Regions from separate parts of the Homo sapiens genome. Here region 2 is linked to region 1. Evidence: chromatin loops called from intact Hi-C (ENCODE). Cell type or tissue: IMR-90. All regions are shown on one strand. Each heading gives the region's core, and the rest is flanking DNA. Links, peaks and the distances in the headings are about the cores only.

Evidence for each region. Peaks named below come from ENCODE experiments on the same cell type or tissue, not always from the same donor. Only the 100,000 strongest peaks of a DNase experiment are listed, where the experiment ranks them.
Region 2: a loop joins it to region 1, with 8 times the contacts of the local background. A loop is called at or near these places in 1 of 110 quality-filtered maps.

What each region holds. Positions count from the first base shown.
Region 1 is chr7:3,438,053-3,440,974 of GRCh38, forward strand. All of the region lies in intron 1 of SDK1 (sidekick cell adhesion molecule 1), which reads left to right. It overlaps LOC124901577 (a long non-coding RNA gene), which reads left to right. Exons shown (of 2, transcript XR_007060196.1): 2 at 2,017-2,922. Among named protein-coding and RNA genes, the nearest start is that of SDK1-AS1, 87 kb to the left of the region's middle. In IMR-90, for the core only: no CTCF peak of the experiment used is centred there; a DNase peak (open chromatin) is centred at 1,409; H3K27ac peaks cover 697 bases.
Region 2 is chr7:3,760,727-3,763,648 of GRCh38, forward strand. All of the region lies in intron 4 of SDK1 (sidekick cell adhesion molecule 1), which reads left to right. Among named protein-coding and RNA genes, the nearest start is that of SDK1-AS1, 410 kb to the left of the region's middle. In IMR-90, for the core only: no CTCF peak of the experiment used is centred there; DNase peaks (open chromatin) are centred at 1,025 and 1,315; H3K27ac peaks cover 778 bases; H3K27me3 peaks cover 143 bases.

The sequences.
Region 1 (2,922 bases), core at 223-2,722:
CTTGGAATAATTAAGTTATTTACAGCTAACCCGCACCCCAGATCTCTTGACCTAGCCCCCTGCATCCTGCCTTTGCCCCAGAGTGCTTTTAATGTTCTGCATTGCATGGTCTTTTTGTTCATTTTATTTTATGTATCATAGTTAATACTAAACTGAACGTTTGCTGCTAAGACCTATATTATTTTATATTCCCAATGAATATGACTTCTGCATAAAAACATTTAACTAGGGTAATCATTTTATAGTATGTGCCTGTTGTCTCTGCTATATCTATCACCTTCATGTGAAGACAGAGAAAATAGAATATGCTGTGTATTCGAAATAATTTCTTCTTTACAATGATGTATTCTAGATTCTAACATTTACATATGAGAGAAGCTTCATAAATGTTACGTTTTCTGTGGCCGCTATTTCTGTCTTATCTGTGCTGTCTACACAGTGAGGACAGCTGCAGAGACACTGCCAGTCTCATGAAGTGTCCATTGTGAAGGCCCATGTGTCAGTGCTGCTGATGGCATGCAGGAGTTGGTCAGTAGGATGGTTAAGAACATGGGCTCTGGAGTGGACGGTGTCTGGCTTCAATCTGGGGCTGTCACTTAGTTGGTGTGGGACCTCTCATCTCTATTGCCAACCCAAGTTTTTGATTCTTTCTTTCCTCAGTAAACTCTTAATCTTTCTGTCCTTGGAATCTTCTCCTTTCACTTCAAACAACTCATCTGTCTTTATCCTGAAAAGTTTATACTTTACTAAGTTCCATCATTGGCAGCAACCCTGTTTTCTTCCCCTTTGTATTAATATTTTTTTTTTTTTTTTTTTTGAGATGGAGTTTCACTCTTGTTGCCCAGGCTGGAGTGCAGTGGTGCGATCTTGGCTCACTGCAACCTCTGCCTCCTGGGTTGAAGTGATTCTCCTGCCTCAGCCTCCCGAGTAGTTGGGATTACTGTTGCCTGCTACCACGCCCAGCTCACTTTTGTATTTTTAGTAGAGATGGGGTTTTACCACGTTGGCCAGGCTGGTCTCAAACTCCTGACCTCTCGTGATCAGCCTGCCTCAGCCTCCCAAAGTGCTGGGATTACAGGTGTGAATCACCATGCCCGGCCCCCCTTTCTATTAATTATCCAACATCTCAAATGTGCAGTTCATCACATTTTTGGGGTGGTGGTTAGACACAATATAGTTAACCTATTTAGATAAATAAACTCTTTTATTTCCCCTGAGTGAACATTTCATCTAAAACGTGTGTCGCTTTCTTGCTTAAAAACCAATAAAGCTAATGTTTCTCAAGTCATCATATATGAGTAGCATGCAAGCTCCGGATGCAGCTGTTCCTCTAGAGACTACTGTTGCGCTCCTTACAAGCCTCTAGAGCACTAGTGAAGAGTAATGTTAGATTGTTTCGGGTTTGGTCAACCTTTCCTAAGACTCAGTGGACAGCAATCAGTTAATGTGCCAAGAAGCATAAGCTAAATCCAGATTGCAACATACTACTCATTCTGAATCTGTAAGGGAATGCCTCTGTGAGTCACTGTTGTGGGAATGTCCTGGGATGGCATAGTTAATACTTTCTAATGGGATTTAAAAAGTCAGTACATTTCTCTTTTTGAATTTGTTTCTTAATGATCTGATGCACTTTTGGATAAGATACAGCTTGCTTTATAGAACAGAAAAAACATTGTCATTTATACATGATTTAGCTTTATGATCATGATTTAAAGCCACCAGCTTTGTGGGAGGAAGATAGTGAGAATGGCCATGACAGCTTTAACTACACCCTTGAAGACCTCCTTGCTTACTAGAGGGCACTGTGCTGTCCTCAGATGCCCTGAGGCAGGTCAGATTGGGATAATAATTACATTAACTCCCAAACTACCCTGTGCTGGACTTTTTTTTTAAGTTATAGCTCTATGGAGATATAATTGAAATATAGTAAATGGGAAATATTTAAGATATATAATTTGATATGCTTTGACATATTCACAGTAGTCCCCTCTCACCTGCATATTCATTTTTTTGTAGTTTCAGTCACCTGTGGTCCGAAAACATTAAATGGAAATCCGGAAGTAAATAATTCATCAGTTTTAAATTGTGCACCGTCCTGAGTAGTGTGATGGAATCTCGCACCATCCCTTGTGCCCTGTAAAATGAAGGTGTATTCCAGAGAACAAAGGAAGGATGGAGCTTTTATAGAGCATCTTTCTGCCCAGGTTTGCATTCAGGTATATTTTTTCAAATGAAGGAGTCCACCTTGCTTAGTTCAGGTTGCTCAGTGCAAGTGATTTCTGATTGGTTGGTGCAGGCTATACAGTCTGTTGGTTCAGGTGGCCTGAACAGGAATGGTAAGCTGCGAAGGTTCGGAGTTAAACAGATGTGTAGGTTTTCTGGAAACTTGGGGTACATGTGTGACCATTAGACTCAGTTAGCCCCTCAGGATTCATCTTGAGGGATTTGCTCTTTGAGGTTCACAGTGATCAGATCAACTGTTGCAGTATCTCAGTGCTTGTGTTCAAGTAACCCTTATTTTAATTAATAATGACCACAAAGTATAGGAGTAGTGTTGTTGGCAATTAGGATGTGCCAGAGAGAAGATAGAAAGTGCTTCCTTTAAATGAAAAGGTGAACGTTCTTGACTTAAGAAGGAAAGAGAAAAATATGCTGAGGTTGCTAAGATTAAGAACAAATCTATCCATGAAATTGTGAAACAGGACAAGTAAATTTATGCTGGTCTTGCTGTTGCACCTCAAACTGCAAAAGTTATGGCCACAATGTGTATTAAGTGCTTAGTTAAGGTGGAAAGGTAAATTTGTGAGTGGAAGATACGAACCAAAAAGATGTTCCAATTGACAGCAATGTGTTGTGCCAGAATCATTCAGCCTATATGACGACTTGAGCAAGGGATCCCTTGAAATGAGTTACACCAAGTGA
Region 2 (2,922 bases), core at 264-2,763, 320 kb after region 1:
CTGGCAACCACTGATCTGTTTCTGACTTTTCCGTTTTTGCCTTTCTCAGTAGGCAATATCATTAGGATCATACGGCACGTAGCCATCTGGGTGTTTAACTTAGCAGAAAGCATTTAAGATCTATTTATGCTGTTGTGTGAATCAACAGTTCATTCCTTTTAACGCTGAGTAGTGAAGTATTTCATTGTCTGGAATGTATCACAATTTGTTGAACTCTTCATCTGTTGAAGAATGTTTTGGTTGTTGGGATGGTTATGAATTAAGCTGCTATGAGCATTTGCCTACATGTAATTTTTTGGGAACTTACATTTTCAATTCACTTGAGTTAGATACGTAGGAGTGGGTCAGATAAGTATGTGTGTAATTTTTATGTAAAGATTTGTAAATATTTTGTGAATCTGTAACAGAATGAGTAGCACTTTTTCCAGGTGAGCGTGTGGATTGCCAAGTTGCATAGAGCTTTTTAAGTTGACTGATTTTTTTCTAATTTCATTGAAAAATCCAGTAGTTTTTTTTTTATCAAGCCCCCCCTCCTTTTTTTTTTTTTTTTTTTTGCTCTTGCTGATGATCTATTTAGTTATTAGGTGGCAACTCATGTCAACAAGTGAATTCACATGCCATTTCATCTTTTCTTGCCTTAACACGGTGAAACCCCATCTCTACTAAAAATACAAAAACTTAGCCAGGCGTGGTGGTGGGCACCTGTAGTCCCAGTTACTCGGAAGGCTGAGGCAGGAGAATGGCCTGAACCCGGGAGGCGGAGCTTGCAGTGAGCCGAGATCATGCCACTGCACTCCAGCCTGGGCGACAGAGTGAGACTCCATCTCAAAAAAAAAAAAAATAATAATAATAGGCCTAATCATTGTACAAGGATGAAGGTAGGGAAAAAAAGAAATAGGAAGAAGCAAAGGCAGAAAACATCTAGGATGCTGGAGCGCAGAGAACACAGGAATGACTCAGGAGTTTTGATACAAGTTTGATTAGAGAAAATATGCAAGTACTGCAGTGACTAAGTAGCAGATTATAGTTATGAAATCATGCAGGACAGGAACGCTGAGGTTAAATACAAACTGACAACAAAAATCATAAGAATAATATGTAAAAGCAAGTATGAAGCCTTTGTATTTGCTTGCGACTTGCAGTTTGAATAGCAAAATGATCTTTCACATCAGGCTCAGTGTGTTAAATCCAGCCTTAGGCAAGAATAAGCAAATATTGTTTCCATATGACAAGCCTTTAGCTGCTAGTGAAATGCTTTCTTTGTAGTGAACTGTAGGCACAAACTATCAGCAGATGACTGTGTATCTGAGCATATCTTTAACCACAGTTAGCTACAAATTATTTATAGAGGTTAAATAAATGTTTACACTGAATGATTCAGGAATGAGCACATAACAGCGGTTTGGGGGATTATATTTCTGCTATTGAAATCTAAATACTCCTACAACAATCCTTTCAGCTTAGATCCGTGGTTTCTAGTTGAGGAAGCAGTACCTCCTATGGGACATTCTGGGTCTCCTATGGGACGTACTGGGTGTTCTGTGGGCATTTTTGGTGGTCCTGATGATGGCATTTGTGGAGAGGACAGAAAACAGACTGCACCTGCTGCAGCGCTTGGATAGTCCTGCAGGATGAAGGGCGGCTCTGCGCCCTCATAGATCTCCTGCACGACCCTCTAGATGTTTACGTAGGTAAAAGCAAAAAACAACAACAAAAAACTAGTACTTCATTTTTCTTAAACATGCATGGTATTTTTGTGGTATTTTTAACTTTCACCGATACTTGCTGCAAATGCAATTACTGAGTAAATTGAGGGAAAATTGTGCTTTGGTTGGTTGGGTACTTTTAGCGATAGCCATTCTCCATTTCAGCAATGCCCTTGTGGTGTTTGAGCGGCCAGTGCAACACCTGTGAATCAGTCTTCATTTGTAGCTGTGGCATGCAAATATTTAACAGAGGGGATGTAACATTCACTGTAATAGACTTAAAACCAAATATGTTTTAATTAGATGAAGACCATGAAGTGTGAAGAGACCACTGACTTTTACTAATAGTTTTTAAAAAATCACTGTCATTTATGTAGTTTTTGTTTCCGTAGTATGACAGTATGAATATGTTATAAAATCACACATTTAAATGATTGATTTTTGAGGTTGCCTACAGGTTTTTAGTCTTATGCTGATGTGTGCACAAGTCTACAACATAACTGTGTTCTAGCCTCCTGGTTCTTTCCCTCTTAAGCATCAGAGACTGGATCTTTTGCTTGGCACGTGATAGGAATTCAAGATAGGAGAGTAATTTTCTGGGATCCTTTTTCAGTACCCTATCCTGTGTCAACATAGGACATTATTTTGACACTTCACTTAAAAATAAGCCTCCTTATTCCTGAGAAAGCCATAAATTTCTTTTTCTTTAATAATGAGTAATTTGTCTTGGATAAACTGTCTTTAATAAATTTTTTTGTCTTGTCATTTACAAATAAGCATAGTCTTATTTTTTCTAATCTTAGTACTTTTGATTGTTTAATATTTCAGTTTTTAAAATCAAGGCATAACTTACATGTAGCAAAATACAGAAGTCTTAAGCATACAACTCGATCATTTTTTTCAACATTTTATTATAAACATTTTCATACGTACAGAAAAGCCAAAAGAATTGTAAAGTGAACATCCATATACTCACCACCTAGATTCTGCAACGAACATTTTGCTATATTTACTTCATCGCATCTATACATCTTCATGTCCCTCCATTCTTCCACCAGTCCATCTTATTTGATACATTTCAAAGCTGCAGGCATCAGTACACGTTGCCCCTAAACACTTCACCATGCATATCATTAGAGTTTCATGTGTTTACTTGTTAAGCTAAAATTTGCACACAATAAAATGGATAAATATTAAACATAAAATATTGAACATA